2 separate regions of the Homo sapiens genome follow, and region 2 is linked to region 1. Evidence: read pairs that join two places in POLR2A ChIA-PET (ENCODE). Cell type or tissue: MCF 10A. All regions are shown on one strand. Each heading gives the region's core, and the rest is flanking DNA. Links, peaks and the distances in the headings are about the cores only.

What was found. ChIA-PET counts read pairs that join two places held together with the same protein. Peaks named below come from ENCODE experiments on the same cell type or tissue, not always from the same donor. Only the 100,000 strongest peaks of a DNase experiment are listed, where the experiment ranks them.
Region 2: POLR2A ChIA-PET joins it to region 1 with 5 read pairs; 4 of 35 experiments call an interaction of 5 or more read pairs at or near these places.

What each region holds. Positions count from the first base shown.
Region 1 is chr1:202,818,074-202,834,432 of GRCh38, reverse strand. LOC124904583 reads left to right here and starts at 8,498. Exons shown (of 3, transcript XM_047439549.1): 1 at 8,498-8,608; 2 at 8,894-9,004. The coding sequence starts at 8,498. It also overlaps the pseudogene MGAT4EP. In MCF 10A, for the core only: no CTCF peak of the experiment used is centred there; no DNase peak of the experiment used is centred there.
Region 2 is chr1:202,343,724-202,355,332 of GRCh38, reverse strand. PPP1R12B (protein phosphatase 1 regulatory subunit 12B) reads right to left here and starts at 6,634. Exons shown (of 24, transcript NM_002481.4): 1 at 6,191-6,634. The coding sequence starts at 6,481. RefSeq lists enhancers at 6,366-6,675, 6,347-6,887. In MCF 10A, for the core only: no CTCF peak of the experiment used is centred there; a DNase peak (open chromatin) is centred at 1,862.

The DNA.
Region 1 (16,359 bases), core at 8,015-10,514:
GATTTGGAGGAAAGTGTTTATGAAGAGACCAGGGCCTAGAGTGAACCAGAAATCAGACCCAAGCCCAAGGCCCCTTAACCTCCGCATCTCACCTGTCCCAAAAAATCCAAGCAAGGAGTTGGAGGAGGACAACAGCAGCATTTATGCTCAGAGAAGCATCTTGCTTTCTGGTAACCAAGGCTGATCTCCTTGTAGAGTTCACTTCCCCCAAGGAAAATTAAGGCATGTTGTGTTTTATTTTTGTTTTTTTTTTGTTTTTGTTTTTGCTTTTTTTGAGAGAGAGTTTTGCTCCTGTCACCCATGCTGGTGTGTAATGGCGTGATCTCAGCTCACTGCAACCTCCGCCTCCTGGGTTCAAGTGATTCTCCTGCCTCAGCCTCCCGAGTAGCTGGGATTACAGTTGCCCACCACCATGCCCAGCTAATTTATTTGGTATTTTTAGTAGAGATGGGGTTTCGCCATGTTGGCCAGGCTGGTCTCAAACTCCTGACCTCAGATGATCCACCCACCTCGGCCTCCCAAAGTGCTGGGATTACAGGCATGAGCCACCATGCCTGGCCAGCAAGTTTTATCAAGCTGACTTTCTTGTCTTCCCCTGCCCTAACCCTCACTTCAACAGAAGGCAAGGCCTCCACTTTAGGGAAAAAAGAATGTCCCAGAGAAGAAGGTTTGGGGGATGGGAGGCCAGTAAGGCTCAGTCAGGCAATAAACCCCCTCCCTTCCTGGCGTTACCTTTAAGGAGAAGAGGGCCCAGGAAGGGTGGCATTCTCAGAACTTATCACCAGAGCCCCTGGGACTATGTGGTGACCTATGTTCCTTTCTTTCCTAACTGCATTTCCCCTGCCAACCCCATAATAACTTCCCTCATTGTCTATGCTCACCATTCACCTTCTTCAAGGTGAAACCCACGACCCAGCACACAAAAAGGAGGCCTATCTGGGGGACATGGCATGCCCACTTGGTTGTGTATGACTTGAACTCACATTGCCCGCATGTGAGGGCTTGGCCAGGACCTGGCCCGAACTCCACCCTAAACTCCAGGCCCCTCCAACCTTTGATACCACACCCAGTCTGTAGCAAATATAGGACTTTCTTTTGAATAATAACACTCATTGTAAATCATCTGCTGGCTCGTCCTAAACAATGTTAAGCCTCAAATAGGGTGGGTGGGTCAGTACGAGGAAAATGCCAACCTCTGAAAGTGGAGTTAATAGAATCAACAACAGATCGATTCGGCCATCTGCAGAGTAATACACGCTCAAAGGGGCTTAGTGTTACTGACAGAGATAGGGGTATGTCCCAGGAATCCGTTTAGGGGACCAGTGCTTCTGAAGCTAAAAATGATTTCCAGGAAGTTGTAACCCAATCAAGTACTTGGTAACCTGAGGCAAAACTGTTAACTCGAGAAAGCCTCCCCGGAACAGAGCAAAACAGTGGCTCGTAGTGTTTTTTTGTTGTTTTGTTGTTGATGATGATTCTGTTTTGTTTTTGTTTTTGTTTTGTAGAGGTGGGGGGTCTCACTCTGTTACCCAGGCTAGTCTTGAACTCCGGGCTCAAGCAATCCTCCCACCTCAGCCTCCCAAAGCACTGGGATTTAAAGGTGTGAGCCACTGCACCTGGCCATTGTGTTAAAACCATCTGTTGATAACATTCTGAATTAGTTGCCAGCATTCAGAAAATTGAGAGGTCTAACATAAAAATTGAAATTTCCAACTTCTCTTGACAAATGACCAGATCTGCAATGCTGGACCCACCTTCCCCCAGGGCACCTGTCCAGTAACGCTGAGCTTCAGAGACGGCATGCAGACCTGAGTTTGCCATGAGCCTACCACTCTCCACCATCCCCCAGACATGGAGGCTGAGCCTCAGCTGTCAGTTATAATGACACTTTTGCTACTGGATTCCTTTTTTTTTTTTTGAGACAGAATTTCACTCTCGTTGCCCAGGGTGGAGTGCAAAGGTGTGATCTCGGCTCACTGCAACCTCCGCCTCCCGGGTTCAAGAGATTTTCCTGCCTCAGCCTCCCAAGTAGCTGGGATTACAGGCATGCACCACCATGCCTGACTAATTTTGTACTTTTAGTAGAGACGGGGTTTCTCTGTGTTGGTCAGGTTGGTCTCAAATTCCTGACCTCAGGTGATCCGCCTGCCTTGGCCTCCCAAAGTGCTGGGATTAGAGGCATGAGCCACCATGCCTGGCTGCTACTGGATTCTTACACCAGGCCTACTTTACCCAGCTATGTTGTCTTGCAGCCCCTGTAGACATGAGAATGAGGCCTCAGTCACTGTCTAAGGCAGAGTGCCCTGATATGATCTCAGTCCATGGAGAAAGAAAAGGGAAGTGCCATTTATCAAATATCTATTATATGCCAGGCACTGAAATCGACACCTTATACATATTTTCTTCTTCCTTTTTTTTTTTTTTAGGTATGGTCTGGCTCTATCGCCCAGGCTGGAGTGCAGTGGTGGGATCTCAGCTCACTGCAACCTCTGCCTCCTGGAGTGAAGCCATCCTCCCACCTCAACCTCCCAAGTAGCTGGGACTACAGGCATGTACCACCTCACCCAGCCAATTTTTGTATTTTTTTTGTAGAGACAGGGTTTCACTATGTTGGTCAAGCTGGTCTTGAACTCATGAGCTCAAGCTATCTGCCCGCCTTGGCCTCCCAAAGTGTTGGAATTACAGGCGTGAGCCACCGTGCCTGGCCCATATTTTCTTCTTTAATTGTTTTCCTCATCATGACCTCTTTTCATCTAGTCCTCACATGATGCCCATAGTGATCTTTCCAAAGCACAACTCGGATCATTTTGTTGTCCTTCCGAAAACTGTTTGATGATTCCCTATTACCATCAAGATAGCCTAAACCCTTTCATTTGCTTCTACAGCCTTTTGTTTTTGTTTTTGAGACAGAGTCTCACTCTGTTGCCCAGGCTGGAGTATAGTGGCGTGATTTTAGCTCACTGCAGCCTGGAACTCCTGGGCTCGAGTGATCCTCCCACTTCAGCCTCCTGAGTTGCTGAGACTACAAGTGTGAGGCACTGTTCCTGGCTGGTTTGTTTTTTAAATAACTTTTTTTGAGATATAATTCACATACCACAAAATTCATTCTTTTCCAAGTTCAAATTTAATGGTTTTTAGCATATTAACAGAGTAGTGCAACAATCACCACAGTCAATTTCAGAACATTATCATCATTCCAAAAAGAAACCCCACACCTGTTAGCAGTCATTTCCCATTCCCCTTTCCCCAGCCCCTGGCCACCAATCTACTTCCTGTTTCTATGGATTTGTGTATTCTGGATACTTCATATCAATGAATCATACAATATGTAGCCTTTTGTGACTCGCTTATTTCATGTAGCAGAATGTTTTTAAGGTTCATATGTGTATGTATCTGTGCTTCATTCTTTTTTATTGCTGAATAATATTTCACTGTATGAAGGTACTACATTTTCCTTACCCATCCATCAGTTGGTGGACATGTTCATTGTTACCATGCTTTGTTTATAATAATGATGGTATGAACATTCATGTATAAGCCTTTGTGTGAATATATGTTTTCATTCTCTTGAGTATGTACCTGGGAGTGGAATTGCTTGATAATATGGCAATTCTAATATTTTGAAGAACTGCTAAATGCTTTTCCAAAGTGGTTGCACCATTTTACAACCCCAGCAGCATGTATGAGGGTTCTAATTTCTCCACATCCTAGACAACATTTATTTTCCTTTAAAAAAAAATTATAGCCACCCAGGCATGGTGGCTCACACCTGTAATCCCAGCACTTTGGGATGCCAAGGTGGAAGGATTGCCTGAGCCCAGGAATTCGAGACCAGCCTGGGCAACATGACAAGACCTAGTCTCCAAAAAAAAAAAAAAAAGGAGGCCAGGCGCGGTGGTTCACGCCTGTAATCCCAGCACTTTGGGAGGCCGAGGTGGGCGGATCACCCGAGGTCAGGAGTTCTAGACCAGCCTCAACATGGAGAAACCCCATCTCTACTGAAAATACAAAATTAGCCAGGCATGGTGGTGCATACTTGGGAGGCTGAGGCAGGAGAATAGCTTGAACCTAGGAGGCAGAGGTTGTGGTGAGCCGAGATCGCGCCATTGCACTCCAGCCTGGGCAACAAGAGCGAAACTCCGTCTCAAAAAAAAAAAAAAAAAAAGGGAAAGAAAAATTAAATTAAAAAAAAAAAGAATGAATTTGGACCCCCAGCACTTTGGGAGACCAAGGCAGGTGGATCATGAGGTCAGGAGTTTGAGATCAGCCTGGCCAACATAGTGAAACCCCATCTCTACTAAAAATACAAAAAATTAGCTGGGCGTGGTGGCGAGTGCCTATATTCCCAGCTACTCAGGCAGCTGAGGCAGGAGAATTGCTTGAACCCAGAAGGCAGAGGTTGTAGTGAGCCAAGATCATGCCATTGCACTCCAGCCTGGGTGACAGAGCAAGACTCTGTCTCAAAAAAAAAAAAAAAAAAAAATAGCCATCCTGGTGGGTGTGAAGTGGTATTTCATTTGTGGTTTTGATTTGCATTTCCCTAATGACTGATGATGAAATCTTTTCATGTGCTTATTGGCCACTGGTATGTTGTCTTTGGAGAAATCCGTTAGCCCATTTTTACAGTGGGTTATTTGTCTTTTTATCATTGAGTTGTAAGAATTCTTTCTGTGGCTGGACGCGGTGGCTCACACCTGTAATCCCAGCACTTTGGGAGGCCGAGGTGGGCGGATCACGAGGTCAAGAGATTGAGACCATCCTGGCCAACATGGTGAAACCCTGTTTCTACTAAAAATACAAAAATTAGCCGAGCGTGGTGTTGCGCGCCTGTAGTCCCAGCTACTCGGGAAGCTGAGGTAGGAGAATCGCTTGAAACTGGGAGGCAGAGGTTGCAGTGAGCAGAGATCGCGCTACTGCACTCCAGCCTGGCAACAGAGCGAGACTCCATCTCAAAAACAAATAAATAAATAAATAAATAAATAAATAAATAAATAAATAAATAATTCTTTCTATATTCTGGATACCAGTCTCTTATCAGATACATGATTTGCAAATTTTTTTTCCATGCTGTTTGTTGTCTTTTCACTTTAATAGTTGCTTTGAAGCACACAAAAAATTTTAATTTGTTGAAGTCTGATTTATCTATTCTTTGAGTGCTTGTGTTCTGGTGTCATATCTAAGAAACTTGCCTAATCCAAGATCACGATTGATATTTTTGTTTTCATCTAAGAATTTTATAGTTTTAGTTCTTACATTTAGGTCTATAATGCTTTTTTATGTTAATTATTTTGAGGGGGATGGAGTCTTGCTCTGTCTCCCAGGCTGGAGTGCAGTGGCCTGATCTCGGTGCACTTCAACCTCCACCTTCTGGGTTCAAGGGATCCTCCTACCCCAGCCTCCTGAGTAGCTAGGATTACAGGCACATGCCACCATACCTGGCTATTTTTTGTATTTTTGGTAGAGACAGAGTTTTACCATGTTGGCCAGGCTGGTCTTGAACTCCTGACCTCAGGTGATCCACCTGCCTCAGCCTCCCAGAGTGTTGGGATTACAGGCGTGAGCCACCATGTCCAGCCTTATTTTTTATATGATGTGAGTTAGGGGTCCAAATTCATTCTTTTTTTTTTAATTTAATTTTTCTTTTTCTTTTTTTTTTTTTTTTTTGAGACGGAGTTTCGCTCTTTTTGCCCAGGCTGGAGTGCAATGGCGTGATCTTGGCTCACCACAACCTCTGCCTCCCAGGTTCAAGCTATTCTCCTGCCTCAGCCTCCCAAGTATGCACCACCACGCCTGGCTAATTTTGTATTTTTAGTAGAGACGGGGTTTCTCCATGTTGAGGCTGGTCTAGAACTCCTGACCTCAGGTGATCCGCCTGCCTCAGCCTCCCAAGGTGCTGGGATTACAGGCGGGAGCCACCACGCCCGGCCTCTTTTTTTTTTTTTCGGAGACTAGGTCTTGTCATGTTGCCCAGGCTGGTCTCGAACTCCTGGGCTCAGGCAATCCTTCCACCTTGGCATCCCAAAGTGCTGGGATTACAGGTGTGAGCCACCAGGCCTAGCCCAACTTCATTCTTTTGCAGGTAGATATTCAGTTGTTCCAACACCATTTGTTGAAAAGACAATTCTTTCTGCCACTTGATTATCTATGGCCCTTCTTTTTACTTATTTATTTTTTTAGACAGGGTCTCACTCTATCACCCAGGCTAGAGTACAGTGGCGCAATCTTGGCTCACAGCAAGATGTGGCCTTCTGCTTGTGATCAAAGGTGGTGTAGGAGACCCTGCGGTAGAAGAGGAAATGTCTGCAGAGGATTGGGCTCTGCAGACCTCCACCTCCCATGCTTAAGCGATTCTCCCGCCTCAGCCTCCTGAGTAGTGGGGATTACAGGTACATGACATCAAGCCTGGCTATTTTTTTTTTTTTTTTTTGTAGAGACAGGTTTTCACTATGTTGTCCAGGCTGGTCTTGAACTCCTGGACTCAAGCAATCCACCCACCTCGGCCTCCCAAGTGCTGGGATTACAGGCATGAGCTACTGCGCCTGACCTCCTTTGACCTTCTTAAGCTGGCCCTTTCTTAGTCCTGTGGCTTCATCTTCTGCGTTACCCTCACCCAGGCTTGCCCTCCATCTCCAGATTCACTAAATGATTTACTCTGTCTCACCTTTGGCCCACTTCACCGCATGCTGCTTCTTCTACTGGAAAGTCTCCCTGCCTCTCTTCCCATATCACTTGGCTATTTTCTCTAATGATCTGGCAGGTCTAGGCTTAGATGTTACATCTTCCAGAAAGCCTTTCCTAAATCCTCAAGAATGTTTTGGGAACAGCAATTCTGTGCTCCCAAGGACCCTGTACTTAACCTCAATGTGATGCTTAACACACCTGTGTATATCTTACTCCCATAAAAACCCTCTTCACAGATAGGAGCTTTTTTTGTGCCTGGCATGTAGTAGGCACTCAATAAATATCTGATGAGTCCCAGAAGTAAAGGAAGAGGACAATTTTGAGAAGGAAGACATAATTAGAACTGTGTATTGCTGCAGAAAGTTAGGGAGAATGAGATCTGAAAAAGTCACTGGGTTTTGACTATTCTCGTCATGACAAATAGGGAAGAGTTTCAGTAGCATTGTGGATGCAGAGGCCAGTGTGGACACAGAAACCAGAGTTAAGGAATGAATTGCTGATGAGTGAAGCTTTAGTTACAAACTTTTTTTTTTTTTTTTTGGAGACAGGGTCTTACGCTGTTGCCCAGGCTGGAGTGTAATGGCATAATCATGGCTCACTGCAGCCTCAACCTCCTGGGCTCAAGTGATCCTCCTGCCTCAGCCTCCTGAGTAGCTAGGACCACAGGCACATGCCACCACAACCTGGCTAACTTTTTAATTTTTTGTGGAGACAGGGTCTTGCCGTGTTGCCTAGGTTGGTCTTGAACTGCTGGCCTCAAGAGATCCTCCCACCTCAGCCTCCTAAGGGAGGCTGCAATTACTGGCATGAGCCACCATACCCAGCCTAGTTAAAACCTATTTGTGCCCAAGTTTGTTGGGGAGGAAAGGAGGGAACTAGATTGGCACTGTGAAACAGCTTCAATAATAGAGCTAAGGGATTCGTTTTATTGCTATTTGTCCATCTGCTACTTTCCTGCACTTCGGAGATTTTAACTTCTAATGAGAGTCCCTTTCATGGCTTTTTATGATGTCAATTCTAGGGATTCAGCCGTGATTTTCCTGCCTGCCCTCCTGTGACCACATACCTCATCCCCACCTCTGCCTCCGTGTGAACATAGAAGTGCATACATGCACACGCATGTATACACAGGGACACCTTGATTTGGGCTGATCTCAGCATCCCAGGTATCTAAATATTTTGGGAGTGACCAAAACTCTCCCCAAATTCGGATAAGCTATATATGCCACAGCAAAAGATATCCTATGAGAGTTGTTTGGATAGAAAGGAAGCAACAAGTCTCCTGACATCTTGGCGGCACCAACAGACTGATAGTCTTCTCTGTCTGCCCTTCATTCCATTGTGTCTCCCCTATGTCACTCATATAGACTAGAATGAAGTGGCTTTAAGATTTTAATTTTTCATCCCCCTACTGATTTATCTTCAGCATTGATCCACTTGCTATTTGTCATTTTTCTCCCAGAGGTAGATATGCCTGATCATGAGCCCCCCAGCCTGACCAGCTTTCACCACCAGCCTCACACAGCTCACGTGGTACCCCATACCTTTCAGAAGTATCTTCTGATCCATCTGCCCCTCCGAAAGATGTCCCAGCAAGGCGAAGCTGGTGCAGTGCTGCGGCACCCCCTCAGGTTGGTAGCCCAGCTCCACCTGCCCCTTCTCCAGGGCGTACCTCCCATTCCACAATGGAGCCCGTCATCACTTGCACCCTGCTCAGGTTTGCTGGATGGTTCAGAATCACTGTCAGGTGGTTTCCTATACTAATGTTGTGTGTCCAAAAGAATGACTCATCCAGAGTGTAGGCCTCCCAGGGGAAATGCACATCGGAAACCTGCATATCAGTGAAGACAGCTCCAGGCGGGTTGTTGGGACCATCGGCATTCTTTTTCTGAAGTGCTGTGGCCTTCTGCTTGTGATCAAAGGCAGTGTAGGAGACCCTGCAGTAGAATAGGAAAGGTCTGCAGAGGATTGGGCTTTCCTGGACCAGGAGCGTATGGAAATGAGAAATCAGGCTGTCAAGGGGTTTCTCCTTGTAGAAGAGAAGGAGGAAATGGGCCAGGAGTGGGAGGTCCCTGCTGTGGAAGAGTTTGCCAAGGAAGCCCATATTGGAGAACTCCATTAGCACCCACGAGTTGGACTTCATGGTGGTCACCCTTGAATGAATGTGGGTGACAAAGTTGGGGGCAAAAAAGACATTGTCCTCTATTAACAGGAAGTAATCAGAGAACTTTGTGGCAAAGCTCATGAGGAAGGCATGATCTACGTTCTGCTTGGAGTAGAATTCGCCATGAAAGGCCTCATCCCTGATGCTCTCCACAGTGGGGTAGGCATCGGATGAAGCATGGATCAGTAGCAACTGCCCTTTCAAGATCTGTGGGCTGAAGAGGCTTGAAATATGGGCAAGAGTTTCTCTGAGCCAGGTGAGGTCAGAATCTGCCAGGTGGACCAGCACCGTGAGACGTTTCTGCTCAGCCTTAGAAGAAACACGGAACAGGGAGACCAATGTGTACAAGAGGCTGCTTCCATCCCCTTGCTGCACTGATGAGATTCCCCACTGTCAGCCATGCTGAGGAGAGGTAAAAATAGGGACAACTGTCAGTGCACAGTAATAGTGACGGTTGTCAGAAGGGTTAGGGGTTGGGATCCTATGTGGGACCTTCACTCTTCCTTCCTCCCTCTTATTTCCCACCTGTTTTTCCCTTGGTGGAGGGGATGTTTACATCCTTGCTGCTCGAAGTGTGGTCCTTAGTCCAGCAACATCAGGCTGCTCTGTAAGCTCATTTCAAATACAGGATCTCGATCCCTATCTCAGATTTAATCAGAAGCTGCATTTTCACAGTATCACCAGGTAACTTGTATGCACAGTAAAGTTTGAGAAGTACTAAGCTAGGTGATGCTGAGTGTCTGTGGGTTCTGCTCAGTCTTCTTTGAGCCTAGAACTTTGTGGCGTATGGTTTAGGGGCTCAATAAATGTTAGCTATTATAATAGTTATAATTGTTGTCAATTATATTATTATATTGTTGTCAATTGTTGTCGTCTTCCCAAAGCTGCCCTTTGAAGGAGGTATATTAGGAAAAGGACTTCCCCTGGAAGTCAGGAGCCTGGAGTTTTTGTCCCAGTTCTGCCACTGATTGTGTGATCTTGAGCAAGTCCCTTCAGCCCTGAGTTTAGTTCCTGATCCATAAACTGGGGGAGTTGGACTATGCGACTCTAAGACCCCTTCTGATCCAAATGTTCTCTAATCTAGTGATTCCACCTTCTTATAGCAATTAACTTTAGTAACTGGCCAAGAAGGGAAAAAAAGAAAAGTAGTAGCCAACTTTATCTTTTTCCTCCTTCCTCCTCATACTGCTGATATATAAATATTTGCCTTGGGGAAGGAGGAGAGAATTAACTGCCAGATTCTTTTTTTTTTTTTTTTTTGAGAAGGAGTCTCACTCTGTTGCCCAGGCTGGAGTGCAATGGTGCGATCTTGGCTTACTGCTACCACCGCCTCCCAGGTTCAAGCGATTCTCCTGCCTCAGCTTCCTGAGTAGCTGGGATTACAGATGTCCCCCACTGTGCCCAGCTAATTTTTGTATTTTTAGTAGAGATGGGATTTCACCATCTTGGCCAGGCTGGTCTCGAACTCCTGACTTCGTGATCCACCCACCTAGGCCTCCCAAAGTGCTGGGATTACAGGCATGAGCCACCACACTTGGCCATTGTCTGCCGGATTCTAATATTCCTGGGCACAGTCTGTTTTTCTCCTTCCCTCTTCTGCTTTCCTTCCTATCTGCCTGATCTCTCTGGCTGTCCCTACTTCCCCTGGGATGCTGAATTCCTCCTTCTTGTTGGTACTCACTCTTTCTTCTCTTCTGGATTTTTTCCATATATTTGAAGGTGAGGTTCTGCCAGTCTTCTAGTGATCTTGGGTCCTTCCGGCTGTTATAACTGGCCTCCGGGGGCATTGACAAGGGCAAACATATATATCCTTTCATAAAAAGAACAAATTTTACACCCCAGTGGCTTCCCATAAGCTTTTCTAGGGAAAGAGGTGGAGTGAACCATTCTCCCTAGAGTGAGCCTGGCACATTCTCAGGATGCCTGGCCATTGGCTAAAATATCCAGGGCTCAAGCAGTATTTGCTGTCTTCTTTACCTTAACGAATAAGGAAAATAAATACAGCTTCTTCATGGACTAATAGGCCCAGGTCCATACCCCCATTCCCTTTGGAGCTTCCTGCTCTCAGGTGAAAAGGTCAGGAAGGAAGAAAGCCCAGGGGCTTTCCAGAATCTGCCTGTCCACACCATTTCCACCCTATATTCCCAGTTCCCAAACTGAGCAAGGCTCAAGGCTTGCTACTTGGCCTTTGACAGTCATCACATTTTGATCATCTTCAGTTTCCTTGGGGATTTTCAAAGTGATGAAGGGCCACAGGAATACGATGCCCACTGAGAGTATGAAGCATTTCCTGATGGAACACCGCATCGCGTCTGCGTCAGGATACGGTTCCTATAGCAAGAAGTCAACGTGTACAGCTGGAGGACTCTCTCCCTCCAGTCCATGCCTAGAACTTCCCTTCTGCCCTCTGGAAGGCTTCTCCACTTGTATTAACCACCCCATGTCTGCCCCCATATTCTATCTTTCCTCATTGTTAACTTATTTCCAAGATCTCAGTTCCCTATGACCTCCGCCTCCTGGGTTCAAGCGATTCTCCCGCCTCAGCCTCCCGAGTAGCTGGGATTACAGGCACGCACCACTGCGCCTGGCTAATTTTTGTATTTTTAGTAGAGACGGGGTTTTACCATGTTGGCCAGGCTGGTCTCGAACTCCTGACCTCAAGTGATCTGCCCGCCTCAGCCTCCCAAAGTGCTGGGATTACAGGCATGAACCACTGTGCCTGCCATCCAAGCACACCCTTTTATCTAATCTAGGAACCTGATACAATAGAGCCTTATTCCCTGCTAAAGAAGGAAGATCACATGTCCCGTGATGATATTTGTTGCATTCACTTCATATGCTTGGAGATTCAACTTCCCCAAAGTCTCCCCTACTCAAAATGATGAAGGTTGGCTGAAGCTTTAGTGATACAGTCAATTTTTTTTTTTTGAGACGGAATCTCACTCTGTTGCCCAGGCTGGAGTGCTGTGGCACAGCATCAGCTCACTGCAAGCTCCACCTCCCGGGTTCACGCCATTCTCCTGCCTCAGCCTCCCGAGTAGCTGGGACTACAGGTGCCCACCACCATGCCTGGCTAATTTTTGTATTTTCAGTAGAGACGGAGTTTCACCTTGTTAGCCAGGATGGTCTCGATCTCCTGACCTCATGATCCGCCCGCCTCGGCCTCCCAAAGTGCTGGGTTTACAGACGTGAGCCACCGTGCCTGGCTGATACAGTCAATTTATCTGAGTAAACAGATGGCCATTGTACTTTCCTTACCCCTGCTTTTTTACTTTATTTTTTGAGACAAGGCCTCGCTCTGTTGCTGAGACTGGAGTGCAGTGGCGTGATCATGGCTCACAGCAGCCTTGACCTTTCGGGCTCAAACGATCCTCCCACCTCAGCCTCCCAAGTAGCGGGGATGACAGACGCACACCACCACACCCAGCTAATTAAAAAAAAAAATTTTTTTTTGTAGAGATAGGCTCTCCCTGTGTTGCCCAGGGTCATCTTGAATGCCTGGGGTCACGTGATCTTCCTGTATCAGCCTCTGAAAGTGCTGGGATTACCGGCGTGAGCCACCACACCCTGCCTCCCACATTTTTAAAAACCAAATCAAACTATTAAAACAACTAAACCTGAAGTGTTGCCAAATGCCATGCCAAATTGGTGTCTTTCACTTTTTTTCATAAAGAGTATCCTTAATTTATTCACAGACCTTGATTAGAACATGATTCTGTTAACTTAGAGTAAAAAAAAAAAAATCCTTTCCTGCATGTTGGGTTATTGGAATTCAGGCTGGCTCAGCCTCAGAAGTGCTTGTATGCTGCTCTCTTCCTCTGTGAGTGTTTTTTCTCTAGTGAGATGTGTTTCTCTGATTGCTTCAAGATTATCAGAGGAAAGGCTTTAACATGCCTTCTCACCCCTTCTTGATTCTTTCCCTGTGTGATCAGTACACAAAAGAAAAGCTGTAGTCAGTGATTTCTGTGCTCCTGAGGCCATACTGTTCTCTAATCTTCCCCATTCCAGGGATGCCTTCCAGTTTAGTATTTTGGTAGAGGTTAACATGCTTTTCTCCCTTAGCCACTTCGCTTTTTGATGAGTTATAAAAGTAGGCTGGGCACAGTGGCTCACGTCTGGAATCCCAGCTCTTTGGGAGGCTGAGGCAGGAGGATTGCTTGAGCCCAGTAGTACTGAGACCAGCCTGGGCAACACAGGGAGAGCTCCACCTCTGTTTAAGAAAAACAAATAATAACAATAATACTTATATCTCCAGGTAATCACAGTGATGAGGAAAAAAAAATCTTATAGTAGTAAGGCTTTACAGATTAAACTTTTCTTACTTGGCTTCCTTTAGGAAAGACTTTTAGTCCCATAGGTGATTCACATACAAACCTCTTCATGTAAAAGAAATAGGCCTCTCTTCTCTAGACCATAAATGTGTGCGTGTGTGTGTGTGTGTGTGTGTGTGTGTGTGTGTATACACCGCTGGGCATGGTAGCTTACGCCTGTAATCCCAGCACTTTGGGAAGGCGAGGCAGGTGGATCACCTGAGGTCAGGAGTTCGAGACCAGCCTGGCCAACATCACGAAACCCCTTCTCTACTAAAAATACAAGAATTAGCCAGGCATGGTGGCATGTGCCTGTAATCCCAGCTATTCAGGAGGCTGAGGCAGGAGAATCACTTGAACCTGGGAGGCGGAGGTTGCAGTGAGCCGAGATTGTGTTACTGTACTCCAGCCTGGGCAACAGAGCAAGACTCCACCTCAGGGGAAAAAAAAAAGGGGTGGGGGCTTTTGGGCCAGGCGAGGTGGGACTTGGATAAAGATCACCCAGTGAAAGTGTGTGGGCACTCAGGCCTTCAATCCCAGCATTTCAGGAGGCCAAAGCAGGAGGATCACTTGAGGCCAGGAGTTGGAGACCAGCCTGGGCAACATAGTGAGACCCCGTCTCTACAAAAAGTAAAATTAGCCAGGTGTAGTGGCACATGCCTGAAGTCCCAGCTACTCGGGAGGCTGAGGTGGGAGGATCGCCTTAGCCTAGTAGGTCGAGGCTGCAGTGAGCTGAGATTGTGCCACTGCACTCCATCCAACCTAGGGGAGAGTGAGACCCTCTCTGTCTCTCTCTCTCAAAAAAAAAAAAAGGCTTTAGGCAGGGAATAAGGCTCTAATTGCAGTTAAAGGGTTTCACCACCACAGGCATAGCTCTGTTCCCCTTTGGTACCTCCCGTGTAGTTTCCCAGTCACGGAGGGAAGACTGCTGTCATTCAGCCCTTTGAGTTCAACAGACTTCTGGAAAAGGCAGGAGACAGAAAAACAAAAAGGAGCTGGGGTGATAAGGACCAGTCACTCTAGGAGTAATGAACAGAGGGTGAGGCCAGGCACAGCAAACAAAGGTCTCCCCAGTTTTCTATCCTTGAGCTAAGCTCCCTCTGTGATGTTACTGTTGTGTCCTAGCCACCTACTCCCCATTGTCAGAGGAATGCACATGCAGGACTTACATGTGACCTGTTTGTGCTTCATCATTGGGAGCTATGACTTCGCATTCACCCTAAAGACCAGCATCAGTATCTTTTTAGATACTGAGCACTCACCTCCCCACCCGCACCGTGTCCCCTACTTCCTTATGTATCTCCTACATTCTCTCCTTCCCTCCTGTTGGTTCCACTGACGCTTAGGCTCGGACTCCTACTCCCTCTCGCCTTCCCAAGTTCTTCACCCCTGCAGTTATCCTCTTTCTCTTCTGCATGATCCACTTCCTTTCTCTTCTGCGTGATCCACTTCTCCCTTTCTACTGGACGATTCTCATCACTAGGAAAAGGAGGTTTATTATCTTCCAGCAGGAAGAAGGCAAAAAGCAAAATGCCTCCCTGAATTCGTGTTCTTTTCCAGTTCTGTGCCATTTTTCTACAACTGCACACAGCAAAGCCCCTTGAAAGTGTTGTCTTTGTTAATTAGCCTCGCTTCATTTCACATTCTCCCTTCTTATCTTACTCAACCTTTCTGCAACTTTGACTCAGTTGACCGCTACTGCCTCCTTGAAAGACTTTCTGGGGGTGCAGCCTGGTGCGGCGGCTCACACCTGTAATCCCAGCACTTTGGGAGGCCGAGGCAGGCAGATCACGAGGTCAGGAGTTTCAGAGCAGCCTGGCCAACATGGTGAAACCTCGTCTCAAAAAAAAAAACAAAAATTAGCTGGGCGCAGTGGTGCGCGCCTGTAGTCCCAGCTACTGTAGCATCGCTTAAACCTGGGAAGTGGAAGTTGCAGTGAGCCGAGATTGCACCACTGCACTCCAGCCTGGGTGACAGATCGAGACTCCGTCTCAAAAAAAAAAAAAGACTTTCTGCTCTGGCATCTCTCTTGCCACGCTGATTGGTCCCTCTCAGTTTCCTTTCTTGGCTCACTCTCTTCCCACCTTGTATATGTAGCAGTCACATAGGGCTCTCTTCTCTTCCTACACAGTTTCCCTGGGTGATTTTATCCGAGTCCCATGGCTGTAATATAGATACACACACACACACACACACACACACATATACATGAATGTGTGTATGTATGTTATCAGGTAACTCCCAAATCTTATCTCTAGCCCTGACTCTTATCTTGATCCCTATCCTGAGCTCCAGATTACCTGACTATTCAACATCTTCCATTGGATGATAAGATATCTCAACTTTAACAGAACCAAAATAAGACTACAGATTCCTCCTACCTCCCAAATCATTTCCTCCCCAAGCTTTTTCTACCCCAGTATACAGCACCACCACTCACCCAGTTAGAGAAAAAAAAAAAATCAGGGAGTTATACTTGGTGCCTCTCTCCTTGTTTTTTCTTTTACTCTTGATTTTTATATAGAGACAGGGTCTCGCTATGTTGGACAGGCTTGTCTTGAACTCCTGGCCTCAAGTGATCCTCCTGCCTTGGCCCCCAAAGTGCTGGAATTATAGGTGTGAGCCACCACACCCAGCCTTCTTTCTCCTTAATACTCCACAGTCTATTTAATCCTGCTACCTTTTCCTCCAAAATTTACCCAGAATATGACCACTTTTCAAAATCATCTTCTGAACTACTGCAACCACCTCCTAATTGATCTCTCACCTCTACCTTGATTCTTCTGCAATCTGTTGTCCACATGGCAGTCAGACAGACCTTTTCAAATTGTAAATCAAGTGATACCCACTCCCTGCCTACAATTCCCCAGTGCCTTCCCACTGCAAATAAGATGAAACCCAAATTCCTACCCATGGTGTGCAGGCTTTCACCTGATCTAGTGTTTGGTTTTTTTGTTGCTGTTTTTTGTTGTTGCTTTTTTTTTTTTTTTTTTTTGAGACAGAGTCTCGCTCTGTCGCCCAGGCTGGAGTGCAGTGGCATGATCTCCGCTCACTGCAAGCTCTGCCTCCCGGGTTCATGCCATTCTCCTGCCTCAGCCTCCTGAGTAGCTGGGACTACAGGTGCCCGCCACCACTCCCGGCTAATTTTTTTGTATTTTTAGTAGAGACGGGGTTTCACTGTGTTAGTCAGGGTGGTCTCGATTT
Region 2 (11,609 bases), core at 722-3,221, 470 kb after region 1:
CTTGAGGGCAGAAATTATACCACATATATACTCTAGTACAGACTTACAATCTACCATTTAGACATTCAATATTAGTTGTTAATTAAGAATCTAAGAAAACCTCTAAAGAGAAAAATATAGTGGAACACGGCCAGGCATGGTGGCTCACGCCTATAATCCCAGCACTTTGGGAGGCTGAGGCGGGTGGATTACCTGAGGTCAAGAGTTCAAGACCAGCCTGGCCAACATGGTGAAACCCCGTCTCTACTAAAAATACAAAAATTAGCTAGGATGGTCTCGATCTCCTGACCTCGTGATCCACCCGCCCAAAACCCCGTCTCTACTAAAAATACAAAAAAAATTAGCTGCGCATGGTGGCAGGCACCTGCGGTCCCAGCTACTCGGGAGGCTGAGGCAGGAGAATGGCGTGAACCCGGGAGGCAGAGCTTGCAGTGAGCTGAGATCACACCACTGCACTCCAGCCTGGGCGACGGAGCAAGACTCCGTCTCAAAAAAAAAAACAACAACAAAAAAAACAATTAGCCAGGCGTGGTGTCACCCCCCTGTAATCCCAGCTACTCAGGAGGCTACGGCAGGAGAATTGCTTGAGCCCGGGACGCAGAGGTTGCAGTGAGTCGAGATCGTGCACTGCACTCCAGCCTGGCTGACAGAGCGAGACTCTGTCTCAAAAAAAAAAAAGAATGGGACACATGTAATTAATGGCATATTATTCAAATATCAAAAACTTTACTCTAGGCCAGGCATGGTGGCTCTTGTTTGTTTATAGACACAGGGTGTCACTCTGTCATCCAGGCTGGAATGCAGTGGCACGATCATGGCTCACTGCAACTCCAGTTCCTGGACTCAAGCTATCCTCCCGCCTCAGCCTCCCAAGTAGCTGCAACTACAGACATGCACCAACATGCCTGGCTAATTTTATTTTTTTGTAAAGACAAGGTTTTGCTATGTTGCCCACGCTGGTCTCAAACTCCTGAGCTCAAGTGATCCTCCTGCCTCAGCCTCCATCTATTGTGATTATTGGGACAAAATAACTGATGAATGACTGTCATGGGCTGAGGGTGGGAGGAGCTGTCTACCAAGGAGCACAAAAAATCTTGAGGGTAACGTTCTACATCTTGATTACAGTGGTGGTTCCACAACTGTACGCATTTGTCAAAACTCATACGATGCTACACTACAAAGAGTGAATTTTATTGTATATAAAGTATATCTTAGTTTTAAAATATTTTAAAAGAAAAAAATAAACTACTTAGTTTTATGTTAACAACAAGACTGGTCCAACTCCTTACCTTTGGCAGAATTGTGCTTAATCCATATATATTGACAGGTTGCCTATTTCAAAATACTCACAGAGTAGAAGATTCTAAAAGCCCAAATGGTGATATACAGTTATTCAGCAGGAGTTGAAGAATTGGGGAGAGGCCAGGCATAGTGGCTCCTACTTGTAATCCGAGCACTTTGGGAGGCCGAGGGGGGAGGATTGTTTTAGCCCAGGAGTTCAAGATCAGCCCTGGCAACATAGTGAGACCCCCTTGTCTACAAAAAATTTTAAAAATTAGCTGGGTATGATGGGGTGTGCCTGTAGTCCCAGTTACTAAGGAGGCTGAGGTGGGGAGGATCACTTGAGCCTGAGAGGTTGCAGCTGCAGTGATCCATGGTCACACCACCACACTCCAGTCTGGGTAACAGGGCAAGACCCTGTCACACACACACACACACACACACACACACACACACACACACACAAAGAAGAAGAATAGGGAAGAAATTCTGCGGAACAAATGAAAGTCATTTTTATTTATACTTTCAAAAAAAAAAACCACACAGACAAAAAGCTGAATTTCCCAATATGGCTTTGAGGTCCAACATAGTCTGATGCAACATATTAAGCAATTTGAAGAGGTAAGCTACTAAAATGGCTCAGGATAGATGACTATTCTAGATGCACAATAATAAAGGAGCAAACAGGATTTTTCTGAATCCTATGTTGCCATGGGTCCTGACACTAAGCAGAATTCATCAATATTCAGGGTAAGGCAAAAGTAACTTCGCAGGTGGAACCAGGAGAGGAATGAGTAATAAATGTAGAATAAAAGAGAAAAGGTTAAAAGCACAAGTTTTATTTTACCATATGAGTTAGCACACAAAATATACTATTTTATATTGAACTGAACACACATTCATCTTACTCATCTTCTGTCTCTGTCTGAATATAAATTGCTCAGCCTATCCTCCTCCCCTCACTTGTTCCTATCTCCATCTCTCTTCCTGAGAAATACGTGATTTTAGCCTCCCTAAGTCTACAGCGTCAGACTGAGGCAACTCTAGAATGACAAAGGCTTATTCAACTACAAACTGAATTCCAGTCTGGTGTGACCTTGAGGGTCCAAATTTGGACCCTGCACATTACAAAGACAGTCTGAATTTCTTTTTTCTTTTTTTTTTGAAACGGAGTCTCACTCTTTTACCCAGGCTGGAGTGCAGTGGTGTGATCTCAGCTCACTGTAACCTCCACCTCCTGGGTTCAAGCGATTCTCCTGCCTCAGCCTCCCCGAGTAACTGGGACTACAGGTGTGCACCACCACACCAGGCTAATTTTTGTATTTTTAGTAGAGACGGGATTTTGCAATGTTGACCAGGCTGGTCTCGAACTCCTGACCTCGTGATCCACCTGCCTCAGCCTCCCAAAGTGGTGGGATTACAAGCGTGAGCCACCACCCCCGGCCGCCAGTGTGAATTTCTGAGTCAAGTATGGAATTATTCTAATCTCCTTGGTAGCCCTCCAGATGAAGACTGATCAGACCGTGCTAAGAGACAAGACCTATGGTGACTGAAATCCAGCATCCCTCACCACACTCAGCACAGATTTAAGAGTCAACATAATACATGCTGAAGTAAGTAAGCATTCATTTTAATAAATCCTAGAAAAATCTCTTTTCTGAAAGTAGGCACTTGCCTCTTCCCACAGCAATAATTTGGTAGATATCATGTATCTAGGCCTAGAGTACCTAAGATTATAATGCTAAGGATATCAAGATAGGTGCTAACAGTCAAACTTAATAAATAAATAAAAGAAAAAATTTAAAGTACTATTCCACATAGAATTATTAACAAATATTCCTGGCCTTACAATGTGTATACGCAAATGAAACAGAAATTCCTTTGTGAGCAAACAAGTGCTTTCAAGGGTTCTATAATCAGATTAATACCTTGTTAAGGACTCTAGGACAACACATGCATACACACCAAATCTTAATTTAGTCACTGAAATTTAGTCTGCATCAGTTTCCAAGGCTTTCATCAGAGTTGGTCTAACCTTTGAGATACTTCTTATCCCAGTCTAACTCAAGTATTATTAATAGGCCCCCTGGAGCTTGTTATCTTTGACTCAAGCACCTCGTGGTCTCAGCAAAGGCTGCCAAGAAAGAAGGTCTCTAAGTCCAAAAGAAGCATCAAGGCACCACAAGCTGCAGTGCAAATCATCTACTGTGACGTTGTAGGAGGAGAAAAATTGTCCCCCAGTATTATCTGGGGGCTTCTAACATGCCAAGACAATAATCCACAGTTGGTCAAGTGGCCATGGCCAAAAGAGAGAAAAGAAGCAATTATCCAGATAATTTATATCGTGCTTGTATAACAAATGGACATTTTAAATAAATAATTCAGATAATTGTACCACTCACTCTCCATTTCACAGAAGGTGAATCCATTGTAAAGTAGGTGGTTCAGCTACCAACAGCTCCAGTCTCCCATTTGAAAATAGTCTTTTATGTACCTTAGGAGTTCTCCAGGTCGGCCATGCGCGGTGGCTCATGCCTGTAATCCCAGCACTTTGGGAGGCCGAGGCAGGCAGATCATTTGAGGCCAAGAGTTTGAGACCAGCCTGGCCAACATGGCGAAACCCCATCCCTACTAAAAATACAAAAATTAGCTGGGCATGGTGGTGGGCACCTATAGTTCCAGCTACTTGGGAGGCTGATGCATGAGAATAGCTTGAACTTGGGAGACGGAGGTTGCATGCAGTGAGCTGAGACTGCACCACTGTACTCCAGCCTGGGAGATACAGTGAGACACTGTTTTTTTTTTTTTTAAACAACAACAACAACAACAACAACAACAAAAACTTCTCCAAGTCATGGAGACACACATTGTAACTCTTCGGAAACTGACTTGTAATGTTCTGAAGCCAATAAAGGCCCGTTGTCTTGATTCAAAGATACAGTTTCTCAACAGACCTCAAATCTTTAAGCAGCTTAATTTTTAGCTGAATTTGTCTAGAATCGAGTATACTTGTTCAGTTCAACTCCTTGTCAGCCCTATAAATGGAAAGGAATGCTTATATTGCATTTATAGATGTTAAAAAAAAATCCATAGCTGTCATCCCCTTCTTCTCTTATTTCAATAGATTACTAGGCCAGGCACAGCGGCTCATGCCTATAATCCCAGCAGTTTGGGAGGCCAAGGAGGGTGGATCTCCTGAGGTCAGGAGTTTGAGACCAGCCTGGTCATCATGGTGAAAGCCCATCTCTACTAAAAATACAAATATTATCTAGGCGTGGTGGCAGGCGCCTGTAATCCCAGCTACTCGGGAGGCTGAGGCAGGAGAATCGCTTGAAACCAAGAGGCAGAGGTTGCAGTGAGCCAAGATCTCGCCATTGCACTCCAGCCTGGGCAACAGAGCGAGACTCTGAATCAAAAAAAAAAAAAGAAAAAGAAAAAGAAAAACAAGAATTCACCTTCCCAAAGAGTTCAGAAATTTAAAGTTTAGAATTTAATGTGGTTCTCTTAGCTTTTATCTCATTTTACATTCAGCTCCTTATTAAGTGAGATAGAGATCTCTGTGACATAAGTCTGAAAAATCCATGCCTATGGGCCACTTCTTTACTTTCTAACTTTGCACAAATAATTTTCCTGAGCTTCAGTTTCCTCATCTGTAAAATGAGAATAACAACACTACCTGCCACACCTACTTCAAAGGATCACTGCTGAAACTCACATGGGGTAAGACATATGAAATCAAACAGCAAAGCACTCTACAAATATTGGTTACTACCTCAGGTGGGGAAATATTATCAGCAGGAAAAAAAAATGGGTACAAAATAGGGTGAAAGAGTTTCTTCTACCTGAAATAGAAGGGTTGCAAACATAGTGAGAAGTAACTTTTTAAGCTATTGGCTAAATATATTTAGGGAAGTGGTCTGATATAAAGTTGAGTTATTATTTAGAAGTAGATTCTCATGCCAATACATTCACTTTGCACAGACGGCAGAAGAAGAAAAATACAAAAGATTAAGAGTGGGTGTCCGGCTCTCAGCTCACCAAAATAACTGATGAAGTTCCATTTGAGGAGAGAGGGGTAGTTAGTCATGGCAGTCAGTAGACAGAGAATATTGCTGCATTAGGTGACAGAAGTAAAGGTGTCGTTACCAAGCACAGATTATCCACAATCCATATAGTATAGCTATACATGGGGCATGGGATTTCTATAGAGCACTTTAGAAAAAAAAATAGAAAAATAGAAAAGCTATTCCATAAGTATCAAACAGAGGTAATTCAGTAACTTAGTTCTCCATAGGAAGCTCTCAGGGAGGTAGCACTGCTGAGAAGGAAGTTAAGATACCTAAAACAACGAGGTCCAGCGTGTTCTAGGAGCTGTAGCCTAGAGGCAACACAAACTGTTTTGAAGTACTACAAATCAACAAAACAAGAGGTGTGGTTTCAGACCTGCTTGTCTTTACCCAGTAAAGGGCTTTACTCTTTAAGTGATATAAGATATTCTATAACGGGGACACACAACAACTGAATTTTCTGAAAGGGCATCAAACAAATGACACTGTGCCTATGAGTGACGCGGTGTGCAGGCACGCCAACCAGACATAAGTGAAGATAACTAATCTACAGGGATAAGACCAGGGACAAAAATCACCAGTAACCATGACAACACAAGTAGGTGGAGGGAAATACAAACACTGACCAAGCAGCGGGGTGACGCTATTCCTAAGACCCTGGGGTCAGAAAAAGACTTGATTAGTGGAGGAAGCTGGCCAAGAATGAAACCGATTAGCCCAAAAGGGCAGTGTCCATGCAGAAGGAGTCGGCGGCAACACTGATACTCCCCATGGGGTGGCTCGCAGGGTCAAAGGCTCATCTGTAGGAGACTGGACGCCTCTAAGACCAAGAAAGGAGTTACCTGGTGCAGGGCTGTCAAGCCGTCCACGTTGACCGTGTTGATATCAGCACCTCTTGCCAGAAGCTTTCTCACCTCGTCGGTGTCCCCGCTAGAGCAGGCGGCCAGAAAGACAGCACCGTCCTCGAAGCGGACCCTGGGGCTCCCGCGCCTGGTCAGCGGCTGCCGCCCCGCGCCTCGTCGCTCCGCAGGCTCCTGCTCTGTCAGCGAGCCCCGCCAGCGCCGAAGCTGCTCTGCCCGCCGCATTCGCGCCGACTCTGCCCGCTTCCCTCCTAGGTGCTCCAGTTCCGCCATTGCTCCGGCCTCGGCAGCTGCTGCCAAAACTACCAACACTAAATTACTGTTGGGGCTCGAGTTGCCGCTGCCGCCTCTCTCAGAGCGCTTCAGCCCGGAGCAGAGGGCGGAGACCCTCGCGCCGCCATCTTTACTCCTCCCGCCAGTAGTACCGCCCGCACGCTCCCTCGGCTTCAATACGCAGGCGCTGCCCGGCCTCGGGTCATCACGGGACTCGTAGTAAGAGGCCTGCCCTAAGTGCACTTGGTGGCCGTAAGGGAACTACAAATCCCTGGATGCATCAGAAAAAAGGCGAGGACCGGCGGCTCTCTCTTTCGCCACGGGACCCAGTGGGGTCACCTTTGCCCTAAAGCTGGAACTGTCTCCTGGACTGGCGTCAGCCTCTTCCTCTGGGCATTTTGGGAGTTGTAGTTTATTCTTGTTATGACTAGTAACTAATCTTATCTCCCTAATTATCACATCAATTCTTTGGAGTGGAAAAAAGGCGGTAATTATTCCTGTTTTCTGGAGGAGAGAACTAAACATTAAGTACCTAAACGACTGGATTCTATATCCTAGTTCTAAGTCTAGGGTTTTATTAACATGTGTATTAATCACGGTAAATGTGAATGAGCGTGGGGAAGAGGAGCATACATACAGATACAGTATTACATGTTTTACATAAATACTGTCAACTTACTCCAGGCCCAGAAAAGATCTTGAAAATGATGCATTCAGATGTAGTGAAAAGAGTTTAAGCTGTGAATTTAAATTGAATTCACAGCCGCAGACAAATTACTTGACTTCTCTTAGCCAGTTTTCTTATGTGTAAAATGGGAATAACATCTCACAGGGTAGTCATGTGGATCAAATGAAATAATACATGCAAGGATGCCTAATACTATCTTTGGCACATATTGGATCCCAATAAATAATTTCTCTTCCTTCTCCCTCCTCCTCCTCCTCTACTCTTTTCATATACCTTAAATTTTTACAAGACAGAATAGATGTCTTCCATGATTTTTATTTCTTTTCTTTTGAGACAGAGTCTCACTCTGTCACCCAGGCTGAGTGCAATGGCGCAATCACGGCTCACTGCAGACTCAACCTCCTGGGCTCAAGCGATCCTCCCACCTCAGTCTCCCCAGTAGCTAGGACTACAGGTGCCCACCACCACACCCACTATTTTTTTATTTTTTTGTAGAGACAAGGTCTCACCATGTTGCCCAGGCTGGTCTGGAACTCTTAGACACAAGCGATCCTCCTGCCTCAGCCTCCCAAAGTGTTGGTATTACAGCCCTGAGCCACTGTACCTGTCCCATGATTTTTTTTTTCAAAGCTAGAGAAAGATACTATCAAGCATACTAAATCATACTAAATTCCTAAGGTAGCAAATAGAACATTTTTATATTCACCAAGACTGGGTTATAAAACATGTATCTGTCCGATTGTTTTGTTTTGTTTTGTTTTGTTTGAGACAGGGTCTCGCTCTGTCACCCAGGCTGGAGGGCAGTGGCATGGTCGTGGATCACTGTAGCCTCAACCTCCCAGGCTGAAGCGATCCTCCCACCTCAGCCCCCCAAGTAGCTGGGACTACAGGCCTGTGTCACTATGCCTGGCTAACTTTTGTATTTTTTGTAGAGACAGGGTTTTGCCATGTTGCTCAGGCTAGTCTTGAGCTCCTGGGCTCAAGTGTTCCACCCACCTCAGTCTCCCAAAGTGTTGGTATTACAGGCATGAGCCACCGCATCCGGCCAGTCCGATTGATTTAATAAGTATAACCTCCAGTGCTCTAGCCCTGAACAAAATACAATTAAATGTGTTACCCATAATGAAAGAGTACATATGCAAATGTTAGATTCTTTAAACGTTTCTGTATGTTTAAAATTTTTCATTTAAAAAATGTTGCAAAATGATTGGGGTATTGTAAAGGGAAACTTTATTATATTCTGTCATGTGAAAATTTGCCTGTTCCTCAATTTCCCCTGAAATGAAGTGGAAATCATACATTAAGGAAACAATTAATTATTGAATTGAAAGCCTCAAATGAAAAGTGACATATAAATGTAAAAAATATTATGTTTAATAATACTGTGTCTAAACACCATATGCTTTAGTAGGATATTCTTAAATACATTATAAATACTAATTAAACCTCATGTCAAATCTGTGTACTATCAATAACAATGTACATAAGGAAAATCAAGGTATAATAATGTATACATTATGTAACCTCATTTTCCTTGCTACATGCATTTATTTATGGCCACCATAGAACTTGTCATGTCTCATCATTTATTGCAATTAAAAATTCTTGGCCAGACGCGATGGCTCACGCTTGTAATCCCAGCATTTTGGAAGGCCAAGGCGGGCAGATCACTTAAGGTCAGGAGTTCGAGACCACCCTAACATGGTGAAACCCCATCTCTATTAAAAATACAAAAATTAGCCAGGCACAGTGGCAGGTGCCTGTAATCCCAACTACTCAGGAGGCTGAGGCAGGAAAATCGCTTAAGCCTGGGAGGCAGAGGTTGCAGTGAGCCGAGATTATGCCACTGTACTCCAGCCTGGGTGACAGAGCAAGATTTTCTCAAAAAAAAAAAAAAAAATTATTCATGAGATTTACTTTGTAACATATCACAGTGGGACCTCCTCTTATTCCAATTCAGCCTCTTGCTGATAATTACTATTGCCCACAAGCTCCCAAATAGAACTCTCCCTAAAGGATAAAAGAAAAATTGATATTAAATCAAATAGGTAAGAATACTCAGCTAGAAGCCTAATCCTATTTACAGTCCTCATGCATCATTTCAATATTATGTTCCTCGTATATGATAGCTGCTCCTATATATATATATATATATATATAACTTTATGTTTTACTGGCATACTGGTCTTCTAATAAGGATTTTTAAACTGGAGTAAATTTTTCAGGGATCAATAATGATGCTTCTTTTGGCTGCATTATTTTTGTATTCCGAATTAGGAAGCAAAAAATATCTGGTTCCAGTTGTTTAAATAAGCTAAAATTGACCCACTCCAGGTTAAATCCTTACTTTCCCAAGAGATATGAACTTAAATTTCTTTCTTTCTTTTTTGGAGACAGAGTTACCCAGGGTAGAGTGCAATGGTGCCAACATAACTCACTGCAGGCTCAAACTCCTGGGCTCAAGCAATTCTCCTCCCTCTACCTCCTGAGTAGCTGGGACTATAGGCACATAAAATTATTTTATTTTATTTTATTTTTAAGTAGAGACGGGTCTTGCTATTTTGCCCAGGCTGGTCTTGAACTCCTGGCCTCAAGCAGTCCTCCCACCTCAGCCTCCCAAAGTACTGAGATTTTAGGTGTGAGCCACCATGCCCAGCCTGAGCTTAAATTTCAACACAAATTCAGTCTCTTTTTCTTTTTTTTTGAAACGGAGTCTCCAGGCTGGAGTGCAGTGGTGCGATCTCAGCTCACTGCAACCTCTGCCTCCTGGGTTCAAGCAATTCTCCTTGAGAAGCTGGGACTATAGGCACCCACCACCACGCCCGGCTAATTTTTGTATTTTTAGTAGAGATAGGGCTTCACCATATTGGCCAGGTTGGTCTCGAACTCCTGACCTTGTGATCAACCCACCTTGGCCTCCCAAAGTGCTGGGATTACAGGCGTGATCCACCGCGCCCAGCCAAGAATTCAGTCTCAATATAAGGAAGTTCCAGGAAGCCAGAAGTACTTCCTTACCATACCTATTTTATTTGCTTCTTTTCTTTTTTTTCCTGTGGAAGTAAGAGTGTAATACCTTCTTTGGAGATTTTACAGAAAAGTGTAAGTAGTTAAATTCCTTGGATCATTTAAGTGCATATCTACTTGGAGATAGAGGAATATACCTTCTGGCTATATGATTATTGAAAGTAGTAATAATTATTATAATCTAATTAATTTTACAGGCTCAGCCAAAAAAAATGCCATGAAAACATTCATCTACCTCTAATGACTTGAAAAGTTTTTTCAAATTGAAATCCTATTTTTTCTAAAACATGTTTCCCAACTAGGGCTTTCTGAGAATAACTTACACAATCAGCTCATTAAACAAGTATGGTAATTTAAATTTCCTAAATAAGTACTCCATTCCTTTATTATTTATTTATTATTTATTTTTGAGACAGGATCTCACTTTAGATTTGCAGTGGTGCAATCACAGCTCACTGCAGCCTTAACCTCCTGGGCTCAAGTGATCCTCTTACCTCAGCCTCCCAAGTAGCTGGGACTACAGGCATGCACCACCATGCCTGGGTAATTTTTGTATTTTTTGGTAGAGATGAGGTTTTGCCATGTTACCCAGGCTGGTCTCAAAGTCCTGGGCTCAAGCGATCTGCCCACCTAGGCCTCCCCAGATGTTGGGATTACAGGCATGACCCACTGCACCTGGCTATAAGTATGCTATTCTAAAGAAAATATAAGCCTGGCCAACATGGTGAAACCCCGTCTCTACTATAAATACAAAAATTAGCCGGGCATGGTGGTGGGCGCCGGAAGTCCCAGCTACTAGGCAGGCTGAGGCAGGAGAAGCGCTTGAACCCAGGAGGCGGAGGTTGCAGTGAGCGACAGAGTGACACCCTGTCTCAAAAAAATAAAAAATAAAAAATAAAAATAAATAAGATATATTTTCATATACTAGTGAGTAAATCCTGACAAATACTACTGTATAAAAATAAAATACAATTTTTATACTTTTATAAGTACTAAGTGAGCCTGCTATGATGTGTTGTAAAGTGAAGAAACCTTCATAAAATAATAATTTTCATAGCTATAATTTAAAAATAAATTATAACATTAGAATGCTCCATTTTTAAAAACAATGACACCTGTAAAAAGTTTATGAAAATCTTTTAGCCTGGCCTCTATTCCCACCAGTTAACATACCCCCTCTGGTGGACAAATGGAAACTGTACATTTAGTGTATGGGGTTCTTTTTTTTCTTTCTCTTTGTTTTCTTCCTCCCTCTCTACCTCCTTTTCTTCCTTCCTCTTTTGTCTTCTATCCTTTTTTCTTTCCTCTCTGTTGCCAAAATTATAGGGATTTACTTATTTTATCAAACCATCTCTCTTTTCCACCGGACTCAATACAGTTCTTGCTTTTTTAAGAGACATTTTTAAGACCTATTTC